Linked DNA regions of Homo sapiens: region 1 is linked to region 2. Evidence: chromatin loops called from intact Hi-C (ENCODE). Cell type or tissue: dorsolateral prefrontal cortex. All regions are shown on one strand. Links, peaks and the distances in the headings refer to the core of each region. The heading gives the core; the rest is flanking DNA.

What was found. Peaks named below come from ENCODE experiments on the same cell type or tissue, not always from the same donor. Only the 100,000 strongest peaks of a DNase experiment are listed, where the experiment ranks them.
Region 1: a loop joins it to region 2, with 2.1 times the contacts of the local background. A loop is called at or near these places in 1 of 110 quality-filtered maps.

Annotation. Positions count from the first base shown.
Region 1 is chr13:21,421,725-21,428,231 of GRCh38, reverse strand. It overlaps ZDHHC20 (zDHHC palmitoyltransferase 20), which reads left to right. Exons shown (of 13, transcript NM_001330059.2): 2 at 2,554-2,580. Among named protein-coding and RNA genes, the nearest start is that of ZDHHC20, 34 kb to the left of the region's middle. In dorsolateral prefrontal cortex, for the core only: no CTCF peak of the experiment used is centred there; no DNase peak of the experiment used is centred there; H3K27ac peaks cover 454 bases.
Region 2 is chr13:21,322,456-21,328,962 of GRCh38, reverse strand. All of the region lies in intron 2 of LINC00539 (long intergenic non-protein coding RNA 539), which reads left to right. It also overlaps the pseudogene MIPEPP3. Among named protein-coding and RNA genes, the nearest start is that of LINC00539, 19 kb to the left of the region's middle. In dorsolateral prefrontal cortex, for the core only: no CTCF peak of the experiment used is centred there; a DNase peak (open chromatin) is centred at 2,602; H3K4me3 peaks cover 1,156 bases; H3K27ac peaks cover 2,021 bases.

The sequences.
Region 1 (6,507 bases), core at 565-5,564, 99 kb before region 2:
AAACAAAACAAAAAAGAAAAATATATTTTGGGATCCCCATAAAAAGGAATAGCCTCGTCTCACTGAGAGAGGTTCTGCAGATTGCTGTTCCCAGCCATGTCTTTGTCTCTGTAGTTAGAGGTGCCATTAGCAAATATTAAGAGTGTGTTCCATGCCGTACACTGTTTCAGATGCTGGTGAAAAAGTCATGTCCTCTACCTCCAGGAAAAAAACCTAGGAGGAACTATGAACTGTAAACCAGTAATTACAAGTGTCAGGGGTGTTATGAAAGGGAAAGTATAAAGTGTTGTAGGAATATATACCGAGATTTATTTAACCCATTCTGTGGTCAGGAAAGTCCTCTGTGAAGAAGTGATTCTAGCCATTGTTGGTTTGGTTTTTTTTTTTTTTTTTTTTTGAAACAGAGTCTAGTTCTGTTGTCCAGGCTGGAGTGCAGTGGTGCAGTCTTGGCTCACTGCAACCTCTGCCCCCTGGGTTCAAGTGATTCTCCTGCCTCAGCCTCCCGAGTATGTGGGACTATAGGTGCATGCCACCATGCCTGGCTAATTTTTGCATTTTTTAGTGCAGACGGGGTTTCACCATGTTGGTCAGGCTGGTCTCGAATTCCTGACCTCAAGTGATCCACCCATCTCAGCCTCCCAAAGTGCTGAGATTACAGGCGTGAGCCACCGTGCCCGGCCTAGCTTTGTTTTTATATGAAGCAGTTTTATTGTTCCCTGAATATCTTGGTGAGAAGCTGAAAGAGACAACCGCTGGAAACTATTAGCTAGATGTTATTTTAAATTCAGATTTTCTACTTGGAGGAGGGTGATAACACAGTATATTATCAAGTTTTCATCCTTACCAGTAGTCTGAACAGACTTTTAGTTCAAATCCCATCTATACTACATATACTAGCTCTGTGACCTTAGGAAGGTCATTTAATTATTTTGAGCCTTAGTTTACTTATCTGTAAAATGGAGCTAATGATAACTTGCAGGGTTGTTACTATTCTAAGACATGATTCCACACTTCAAGGAGCATTTATTCCAGTAAGGTGAGACAGACATATTGACAAGTAATTGAAAAAATAAAAAGAAAAAAAGAAAAATGAGATGGTGTGGTAAAGATGGAAGAGTGATCAGTGGTGATATAAAGGAGTGATCTACTCTGGCTAAAGAGGGACTCAGGAAGACTTTACAGAGGAGTATTCAAAACGGGCCTTGAAGGGTGAATAGACAAGGTACATGGCACATATGAAACAGCTTGATGCATTTGGGAAACCACAATTTGTTTAGAATAATTACACCAGAAATATGGGCAAATGACAGAAGAAACTAGAGAGGGCCTGGCGCGGTGGCTCATGCCTGTAATTCCAACACTTTGGGAGGCTGAGGTGGGCGGATTCACTTGAAGTCAGGAGTTCGAGACCAGCCTGGCCAACATGGTGAAAACCCATCTCTACTAAAAATAACAAAAATTAGCCAGGCGTGGTGGCACTCACCTGTAATCCCAGCTACTCGGGAAGCTGAGGCAGGAGAATCACTTGAACCTGGGAGGTGGAGGTTGCAGTGAGCCAAGATTGTGCCACTGCACTCCAGGCTGGGCAACAGAGCTAGACCCTGTCTCAAAAAAAAAAAAAAAAGAAAAGGAGAAAAAAAGGAAGAAACCAGAGAGGTAGACAGATTGTAGATTACAGAGGGCTTGTAGTGTTTGCTACCCTGAAGATTTTGGACTTCATTCTGAAAGTGACTCACAGGTATTGAAGAGTATTCATCAGATTTGCTAGTGGTGGTGGTGTGTTACACTGACTGCAGGAAGATGCCTTAAGCTGTTGCATTTGAGGAAGACAGTGGGGAGGGACTGAAGAATAGGTGACATATTATAAAGAGACTTAGATAGTAGAACCAACAGGACTCGAGGCCATTGAATTATCCAGGAAGAAAGAGTAAATAGCAGTTCACAGGGTTTCAGGCTTGGTAGACTGAAGTGGTTGTTGGCTTTATTCATCACAATAGTAATACAAGGTGGAAGAAAACATAAGAGAGGTAGACACTGAATTACCTTTTCTGTGCGTAGTCTGACTTCTTCAGTATTTGATTATTCAGAGGAAAAAAACACTAAAAATTAGCAGGGTAAGTTCCTCTACTTTTTTCTTTAGAAAAATACATTTGTCTTGAGTATAGATTCACAAAGAGGTTGATAAGAGTACATCACAGACTAACAAATAAGTTATGGGGGTCATAGAGGACAGTTCTGTTCATTCTGCAGATATCATTAAGGAAAGAGCTAAAGAAAACATTGCAGCTATAAACATGTTGATACACTTAAAATTAATAAAGTTCTGAAAACATTTAGTGTGACTGTAGCGTTAATGATAAAGAATTTGGATTTTAGTATTTTAATGGTTTTGGAGTTTTTTAAGTGCAATTTTGACTTTGCATTAGTGTCTACAATTTATAACTAAAGTTTATTTTTTTGAAAATGATATTAAGATGAATATTCAACCTGAAATAAAACTTACATACAAAATGTTTAAAGTATATTTATTCACTATTTTTTCTTCTATTCTAGTTACTATTTTTGGAAATGAAGAAAATGGTAAGGCACTTTTAGTTTCAATTTAAGTTAAATGCTTAATGATATTTTAATTGGAACATACTTTTTATTTAGTGATGAATGCATGTGTTTTTGTTTTTTAGAAATAAAATCCCTATCTTTACATTTTAAGTAATTAAAAGGAGATCTAGTAATGGGGTTATTTCCAGACCAAGACATTTCATGTATTCTCATTTTGTGTTATTTATGTAAATTAAAGTAGACATTATTTTGTACAACACCTAGTACTCAAACTTCTTTGTGTATTTATATAAATATTTGTCTCATATGTTCTTCAAAACTTTTTATTTAGATTTTTTTAATATGAGTTCTAGCTAGGTTGAGGAGACAATTCTGCTTTCATGATGTCTAAATTTTATTGATGGTTCTCGTTTAGGCATTTGTTAAAATCGCAATTTACAATGCACAGATATTTAAGAAAATAACCAGACTGTAAATTTGTAAATTGCATTACCAGTTTAAGGAAGCTAAAGTTTTTATAACAACTAAGTAAAAAAGATAGTGCCCAGAGGGAAAAATCATCTCTCAAAATTTCACTGGGATAAAAGCAAATTTCATAAGTCTGTTGAGATTAAATTTAAACAAAATTTAATTGGGCATACAAAACTCCAGAGGATTTCTAAAATACTTGAACAGTTAGAAATTATTAATAAATAGTAATTCCTCTTACTGGAGACAATTAGGCATTAAGTATGTAAATATTAAATTACCTTTAAATTTAATTTGTCAGTAACAGAATAAACGCAGACTCAATCTTGGTTGGCTTATTTTCTTTCTTTAAATCAAAAATGTTTCCTGTATGTTGGAAGCACAGATACAGAAAGCAAAGAATTTCAGAAGTTCTTATAAAAGAACTTTTAACTTAAATCATTATCTCTTGGGGCTATTTTTACCGTGTCTCTCAGAGTCTTTTTTTTTTTTTTGAGACAGAGTCTCGCTCTGTTGCCCAGGCTGGAGTGCAGTGGCGCAATCTAGGCTCACTGCAAGCTCCGCCTCCCAGGTTCACGCCATTCTCCTGCCTCAGCCTCCTGAGTAGCTGGGACTACAGGCACCTGCCACCACGCCTGGCTAATTTTTTGTATTTTTTTAGTAGAGACGGGGTTTTACTGTGTTAGTCAGGATGGTCTCGATCTCCTGACCTCGTGATTCGCCTGCCTCTGCCTTCCAAGGTGCTGGGATTATAGGCGTGAGCCACGTTGCCTGGCCAAAGAGTCTTTCAATACAGTCTTTTGTTGTTGTTAGCTTGTTTGTTTTTAAATTCAGTTACGGGTGATTTTTGAACTTCTGAACACAGAGTTTGGTATATAGGTTTCAGGTTTTTCTTTCAACTTTGATTTAATTTTCTCAGTTAACTATGATTTTACTTCCTATATTACTTGTAACCAATGGTTTAATAGCATGTATATGTAACCAGAAGTTTGCCTATTGATAATCACATTAATTTGAATTTAGTGAAAAGCATTGTTTTCTGTTACTCTTTACTCATTATAAGTTAATGATAACATCTTTTAAGTACTTACCATATTCTAGGTCTCGTGTTAAGAGCTTTATTTTATCTATTTTTTAACAGAATATATTTTTAAGCAAAACCATTTTCTTTTGTTTTCATGAAGAAAGGAAATATTCTAAAATTATATTAAATGTTTTTAAAACTATGAAGAGTATATTGTTTTTACATTTAAAGTATCTCAAAGTTACCATCTATCTCAAAGTTATATGATAGTGTATAGATGAGGAACAACAAGCCTGATTTAATATGGGGTCTAGGCAAAACTATTTATGAAGGAAGTAAGCAAAGTGAAGATAACATTGCATAGTTGTTAAATGGTCTCAGTGTTATCATAGCAGTAGGAAACTAAGTTCTTGCACACTTTTCCAAAGGAAAAACAAATGAAGCAATTATATGTAATATATAAAATATACATATAATATATATATTTTTTCTTTTTCTTTTTTTTTTGAGATGGAGTCTCGCTCTGTCGCTCAGGCTAGAGTGCAGTGGCACGATCTCGGCTCACTGCAACATTTGCCTCCCAGGTTTAGGCGATCCTCCCACCTCAGCCTACCAAGTAGCTGAGATTACAAGTGTGCACCACTACGCCCAGCTAATTTTTTGTATTGGTAGAGATGGAGTTCTACCATGTTGGCCAGGCTGGTCTTGAACTCCTGACCTCAAGTGATCCGCCCGCCCCAGCCTCCCAAAGTGCTGGGAATACAGGCACGAGCCACTGCACCTGGCCAAAGCAATGATACTGAGTCCATTGGGTACACCATGGGGTTCAACCTGAAGGGAACTGACAGGATAGAGAGAGCAGATTTTGAGAAACCAGTTTTTAATGTGTATGACAATCAATGTTAGTGGAAACAAGAAGAGCACATTTGAAAATAGAAGGAAGTTAGGGTTACGATTTTATCTTGGCATCAGATATTGGCTTAGAAGTGGAATATGACCATTAAGATGATGGTTTAAAACGTGGAGGAAACTATAATTTTAGCTAGGACATAGTGAAAAGAACCTTGGATTTTTGTCAAACAGATATGAGTTTGAATTCTGGCTTCATCATTTAATAACTAAGTGACGTTGGGCAAAGTATTAAATTCTCTGAGCCTCACTGTTTACATCTGTAAACTGGAATGATACCTTAGAAGACTTACTGTGAGGGTTAGAAATAAGGCATAGATTATATGCCTTCTAGTTGGCTTTCAGTACATAGGAATGGTGATTTGAGTACCTATAGTCAAATATGGTGACTGAGTAGTCCCAGGGTTTTACTAGGATGTGCTGGTCATGAGGTTGGAATTATTTCTTAGGAATTCCACAGCCAAGAGGGAAAAGAAACTATGAGCAACATATTTTACATCAACCACTGAGATGGATTGGAAGCAAGGAGACCAATTGGCTTTTGCAGCAATCCAAAGAACGTAGGCAACAATTTATGAAGTATGCACTGGCAGTGAAAATAATGATAATTATTGAAATTATTGAAAAATAACGAAAATAATAATAATGAGTTCACTTGGTGAGAAATTTTAGGAGCTAGAATTAGTAGTATTTGTACTGATAAGCTGTGAGATACAAGGAGTCATTTCAGGCCTGGATTTCTGCATTGGTCAACTGCGTGACTGGAGTTTCTGTTCTCTGAGATCTGGCATGAACCCAATACAATTTCAGAAGAAAAGGTTGGGTTGCAACAGGGTTGTCAATTATTATTATTATTTTATTTGAAAAGTACAAGCAATTTTTAAACCAAAAACATAAAGGAAAATAAACCTCAGTCCAAAGGAAGGACAGTACTTCAAACTGAATACATGTTAGCTTTTACAAAAGCTTCCTTACATTGTTCTTGGTCTTTCTTTTCTTTTTTTTTTTTCAGCGCAGACCAGTGAACACTTTATCACTTCTTAAAATTGAGAAACACTGATAAAGGGAATGCACAAAAAGGACCAAATTTTGGAGAAAATCATTAAAATACCTGGATAAGACTAATAGTAATAATATTAATAATCAGTATTTATTGAGGATTTATTGTGTGCCAGGCATCCTTCTAAGTGTTTTGCATGTATTACCTCATCAGTATTAAGCAGCTAACTTTACTGAAATAAGTACTTTAATTGAAATCTAAGCAAATTATTTGGAGAGTGCAATATGAAGAAGTAATGAATTCTGAAAGTAACAGAAAAGACCTTTGTGGAAGGAGTAGCATTTTATCTAAACTTTAAAAATGAGTAGAATTTCAGACTTGTCTGAATTTATTATCTTCAGTGGGTTTATGGTGCTGCATTACAAACTGAAAAAGAGTTTAAGCATCTGATAGATAGTTCTTGCTTCTTAAAGAAATCAGTACTGCTTCTTTCAAATATATAGAATACAACAAAAATCTTTTGAAATATTTTGGAATGTTAACATTA
Region 2 (6,507 bases), core at 558-5,557:
CCCAGATTTCACACTGACAGGTACTGCTGGGTGCAGAAGCATCACTTCCTGACCTGGAAATCGTTCCTAATAATGCAACCGAAAGGCCATCCCACATTTTTTTCCTTCACGACACTGACCATAATGAAGAGTTAGTAAATATTTACTCATTTATGGCTGTATTTGCCCACTAAAGCAAGCTCTATGAAGGCAGAGATAAAGTCTGTTTGGGTTACCACCAGGTACCCAGTTCTCGACACTGCATTTGACACACACTTATTTCAAGAAATCGTTATTGAATAATGTGTTGTTTAGGCTTCCATAACACCTTTCATTTAAAGAAAGGGTTCTTAGCTCAACACAGTTTGAAATCAACCACGAGAGAGGACACCTTATCAAAGAAGGAGCAAAGGACCTTGTGCTTCTGTGTAGGTTCTGTGGGGAAAGGTACCTGGTGAGGTCTGCTGCACAGGCCCCTTGTCCAGAGGGAGCTGCAGTCCTGCCGCTGTCCTAGGCTGACTTCACCTTCCCGAGAGCAGGGAGCTCATTTTCCTCTGAACTCGCAGACTGCTGCCTGCAGAGAGGCGGAGCCTGCAGAAACTGCTGCAGGGCCATTATGGGGCATTCCAGGAGACGATTACATTAGCTGCTGGGTCCTGGGGGGCTCAGCAGGCAGGAGGTAGAAGGAAGGAGGGAGGAAGGGCTTCAGCCTGCACCGCTTTTGAGTTATCCTGAGGTGCCAGCACCCCCAACCCCTCATCAGCACCACTGCCATCTGCACCCACCTGCCCACTGCTCTTCGCAGTGGTTGCCAGCAGTTGGTAAGGGACCTTCCAGAAAAAGAGAGTGTTCATGCCACTTGAGGAAGAGGGGGCTGTAGAGATCACAGCTTCTCTCCGCACCTCATTCTATAGCTAAGGGAGCTGGCCCAGAGCACAGATGACTGGCCCAACGTCACACAGGCAGTAATAAGTGGGGCTAGGGCCAGGATGCAAAGTTACTGATCCCCAGGGCACTGGGACTGCAGCAGACTGCCCTCTCCTTCTCTCTCTTTTCCTCCTGTTTCATCCCCTTTCACCTTGTCTGCTTCATCTTGTTCCCAGCCTCTTACCACTTCAGCCCTGTGCCACCACTACAAAGACACTACCGCACCACTGACACCCCAGGCTCCTGGGCCACTACCATGCATTTTGCCTACTCCTGCTTGGGGCTGAGGGGCTTGCTGGCCTCTGACCAAAGCTCTCTCTATGGTTTCAAGCAGAATCTGGGAGCTGCAGTATTAATAGCAGGGAGGGCCTGCACCAGCCCAGGATTCCCACGCCTCTCCAGGAGCACTGGTGATTCATTTTACTCCCAGGCTCGCTCTTATCCCAGGAGAACAAGAGCCTGATTCCCAGATTCCAGATCCGATTCCCTGAGATGAGAATATTCCTGAAGCCCCTGGACTGTGCATGGCTTTCATTTGACAATCTCGAACACATACCTTTGTCTTTATCCTCTCTGATCGCCTTCTGCCACAGCTCCTCCTGCTTGCCCACCTCCCCCAAACAAGATCATTCCCTTGAGTCACTCTCATATCTGACATTACGCCTCGACTCTTGTACCCAGCACACTGTATTGCAATGACCTGCTTCTTTCTCTGTTTCTTAGTCCTTTCAGGGAGCACCTTCAGTGCAGAATATGTCTCCAGCACCTAAAGAGCTGGCGCTGAGAAGGTCCTCAATCATTGTCGGTTGCAGGGGATCTGGCCACCTGGGATCCAGCTCTGTGGTGCAAATGGGAGGAAGGGAGGCAGAGCCAGGTTTCCCATCCCCAAACCGCCCAACCCCACCTCCCACCTCCCACCCTCAGTTGGAGCCTAAGGTGACAAGGGGCTGCTGCTCCTACCTTGCTATGTTACAATTTTCTAACTAACCAGAGCCTGTCCCCTCAGATGAATGTGTGGGAGGGAGAATAGCCCGAGTGAGGAGGCCCTCCCAGCATTCCTGACCAGCTGGGGATCCTGGCGGGACGGATCCTCCACAGGAGCGTTTTTCTAGGGTGTGTTCTATGGAACGCTGGACCTGTGATGTGCTCCGGGAATAAAAGGTTCAGAGGTTGCTTTTGGGAAATGCCGCTTCCTACAAACCTGTCTGTCCCTGTTGTAGCTTCACGGTACACCCTGCAGCACGAAATGTGAATTGTAAAACAGTAAAAACAAAACATTAACAGCGGGGGACATTCCTCTGCTGACCCCAAAGTTCAGCAGGTGCGGGACAGGGGAGGGGCGGGCTCTCTTGTCTGCATCAGGCTTGGGGAGCCATCTCCGCCTCGGGGCTCGCAGACAGGGCTTCTCTGCCAAAGCAGCACCTCGGGGCGTGTTCTCCCACCCATCTGTGTTCAGGCATCCCTTCCCTCGCATCTGGATTTTGTTTAGGCCTATTTGCAATTCCTTAAAAAAAATCTAAGAAATAGTTGGAGCCTGAAAGAGAGCTGGCCAATGAAACGCCCCGTTGGGGCATTACCGCATCGGTGAGTGGCTGCCCTGAGGCGATGGCTGCGTTTCCGGGGCACCGCCGTGCGCCGGTGCCCACGCGTACCAGGCTTCAGGGGAGCACTCGGGAAGCGCGGGGGGTCGCGTGCCCTTGGCCGGAGGCCTGGTCGCCCGCTGGCCTCGCCATTCTCGGCTCCGCTGCTGTTGCCTGCGCGCCTGTGGCGGAGCAAGCCTGCCTCCAGGGCAGCCTCACTGCCGGGATCCTGGGCAGACCTCCCACGTGATAACCGTGATCACGGTGTTGATGCTCACTCTGGGGCAAGGGTGCTCACGTGTTCTCGTAATTGGGCGGAGTAGCCCTTCCTTCAAAGTCAGCCCCGGTCCCCTTGCACTGTGCAGCCCCTCTCTGCCGGACCCTGCCCGCATTAAATCTCCCCTTAACCTCTAAAATGCTCATTGCCAGCGCCCTTCGTTTGGTATTTGTAGCAGATACTGTCTCCTGCTGTAGCGCCATGTCTGTTCCCCCTTTCTACCATGATATAAAACCTCCTGATTTTTAGCTGGGCGCATGGTTCTGGAATCATGACTATGTTCCCAATTCCCTTGCAACTAGATGTGACTAAGTTCTGGCCAATGGGATGGTCATGTTCTACTTCCAGGAAGTGTCCCTAAAATAAGGGAATATGTCTTTTTAGGTCCCTTCCTCTCTCCAGCTGTCTGGAATGGAGCTACCATGTCTGGTGCCCAAGCAGCCAGCTCTGACCCAGAGTTAACATATTATGGATTGTGGAGCCACAGGATGGAGTAGCCTGGGTCTGATGGTTCTGTTAGTCAAGGCTAGTCAAAGAAGCAGGACCAACAGGAAATACATATGTTTATGTATGTATATGTTATGTATATGCTATGTATACACATACACACACACACAGATACACAGAGAGAGAGAGAGTTAAGAAAGTGGATCATGTGATTGTGGGGCTGGCAAGTTCAAAATCTGCAGACCCACAGAAGAGCTGATGTTGCAGCTCAAGTCTGAAGGCAATTTGGAGGCAGAATTCCCACTTCTTCAGGGGACCTCAGTCTTTTCTCTTAAAGCCTTTTACTGATTGAATGAGGCCCACCCACATTATGAAGGGTCATTTGCTTTACTCAAAGTTTACTGATTTAAATGTTAATCACATAAAAAAAACCTTCACATCAATGCTGGTGGGTGATTGAAGGTGGTAAGCAAGGAGTGCCAAGGTCAAATTTGGATTTCAGAAAAATCTCTCTGAAACCAGTGATGGGTAGAGGAGAGTGAGATTGCAATCAGAGAGTCCGGTTAAGGGTTGATGTATAAAGATAGGTAGAAGATAGATACAAAGGGACAGTGGATGGTGGGAAGAGGAGAACTGAACAGCACATTGGCAGGAGGAATAAGGAAGAGGGAAAACCGAGGGAAAATCCCAAGTGTCTCATTTGAGAGGCTTAGGGGGATGATGATGTCACCAACTAAAGTCGAGAATGCAGCTGATTTCCCCTTTTGTGGTGGTGAGCCTGGTGCAGCATGAAACAATTCATTTGCTTTTAGGCATGTTGAGTTTTATCTGCCTTTGAGACATCCACACAGGGATTCCAGCAGGCAGTCTGATATGCTAGCATGGAGCTCAAGTCTGGTTGGAATCCAGATTTCTATGTCTGTTTCCATCCAGCAATTAAATTTCCAAGAGCAGTGAACCTTCCCATCACACTTGCATGTCTCGGTCCTAGATCTTCCAAACACGCATGACTATTTGCTTTTGTTTTCCTTTTTGGCCATGTTATCCCAATAAGATCAATTTCAGAAAGGATGTAGGCACCATTGAGGACCCCTTGCTGCACGATAAAGACCCAACTGTAATTCATAACAGACATGAATCGTATTCTACTGTTCTGGGGGTCTAATTTTTTTTTTTAATTCAGAATCTTTGAATCTCTCCCCCAAAGACCTAAGACTAGCTTGAATGTTAGAAGGATCTGTCTCTGGGCTGTATGGAGAAGTGTGGCTGCTATATGAGAGCAGATTCTCATGGAAAAAACATTTTTCCCCCATGGAATTTTCTTCCATGAGTCTAAACCCATCCTGGCTCAGGGCCCTCCCAGTCTCCTGCACTGAGCAAGCAGGTAGGGAGAGAGAAAAGAGGGGTGGTCTGGAGTTTTAGGATCTGCATTTGAATCTCTCCTCTTGATTTGTGACCCTGGGCAAGGCTCTGCCAATCTCTTGTTACCTAGCACCTGGTCTATGCCAGGTCCCAGAGCTTTTTGGGTTCTATCTGGGCCTCAGCATCCACATTGGACAAAAAGGGTAAATATTCCTGCCATGCAGGGTTATTATGACAAATGCAATGAAATAATAAATGTGGAAGGGCTTCTCACAGTGCCTGCCTCAGAGTGGAAACTCAATAAATACTAGGGCATTCTGTGTCTGAAAATCTCACCTCTAATTATTCTCTTTTCCTTCCCTATTATACAAAACAGCAGCAGCAGTAACAGCGACCACAAAATGCACTCCAAGATACTTCTAACCATTTCTTGCTGGGGGAATGTTTGCATCCTTGGTTAGTTAAAACTTTTGTGTTCCTCCCATGTCAGAAGCCCCTGGATCTTGTGTGAAGCTGTGCATTCCCTGATTAGTTTGTTTCTGTCCTTCTGTGGCTTGTTCTAAAGGGCTTTGCTGCTGCCTTCATCTGGGGAAATTCACACACTAATGCAGTGGTATCTCATCCCAATCTATTAGGTGTGACAACTACTGGCAAGAAATAGATTTGTGTTTAATTCTTTGTTGCCCAGCAGGGACCTCTATCACCCAAAGGGAAACAGCCGTCTATCTACGAAGCTGTGATCTCCCCTACAAGCAAGAGAACTCAATTGCCAGGAGGTCTTTGCTTTTTCTGGCTTCCAGAGAATGCAGAAATTTCAAGGAGCCACTATTGGGCTCCTTCCCTATAGGATGTTGGGCCAGGCAACAGAACAAACCTCCTGAGGCACTTCTACCTGGGAATGCCCTCCTGAGGCCAATGGCAGCCCTCTGATGAAGATACTATAGTATTTATTTTTTGTACACGCTGGTGATCATCCAGTGTACATCTCTGCTTAGTGAACCTTCATGAACTGGAGGCTGAATATTCTCATCCTGCATTGATAGAACCACGTAGGCTGGTTCTAGGCTGTTTTCTGTGCAACACTCAACATGACAATAATAATGATGATGATGCTAATGATGATTGTAAAATCCGCAGTAGTTGCCATTTATTGCCCTATTTGGCTTGTAAGACTTGGCAGATCACAGTGACATACACACACACACACTCTCTCTCTCTCTCTCTCTCTACTGTGTGCCAGGGACTGGACAAAGCACTTTGCATGCATTATAACACTTTTCCTAACAATCCTGCAGCAGGCAGCAGTAGCATCCCCGCTTTATAACTAAGGAAGGTAGAGTTCAAAGAGGTGAAGAACTTGCCTTGAAGTTCAAGGCCATACAGCCCAAAGTGGCAGAATCAGACCTGTACCCAAGTCCATCTGCACAAAGCTGGCGCTTCCACCCTGTACAACATGGTGTGTTTCCAGTGGGCTGTGACTCTCTGGTGGTGGAACCAGCCTTGTCAATTGCTGTCTGCCACATCCAGTCTGACCTGGCTGCCTGGGCATTCTCCCACGCCACGGGCAGCAGTGGTTCTTGCTGCCAGGGCTCCAGGGCATGGGCAGCAGATGGGAGGGAAGGAAGGCCAGCTGTGCAGCTCTGCCAAGCTGAGAGGCGGGGTGCCTATTGATTGACTGAAATTCGATTTGTTGACACAAACTGCCAGCATTTCACAGTGATGAAAGGATGGCCCACCAACCTCATAACAAGCAGAGATTTCCCTGAGGGTCACCAGAGCTGCTGATGTGGCTCCTCTGTGAGGAGAAGAAAGCAATTAGGAGAATGGATGAGGTTATTAGGTCTTATTGCTTCCCTCAGCTCCTGCACACACTGAGTGCTGTGCGGCGTGGGATTTCAGGCTCCCTGTCCTACGTGCTGCGGATTCTGTTTGCGC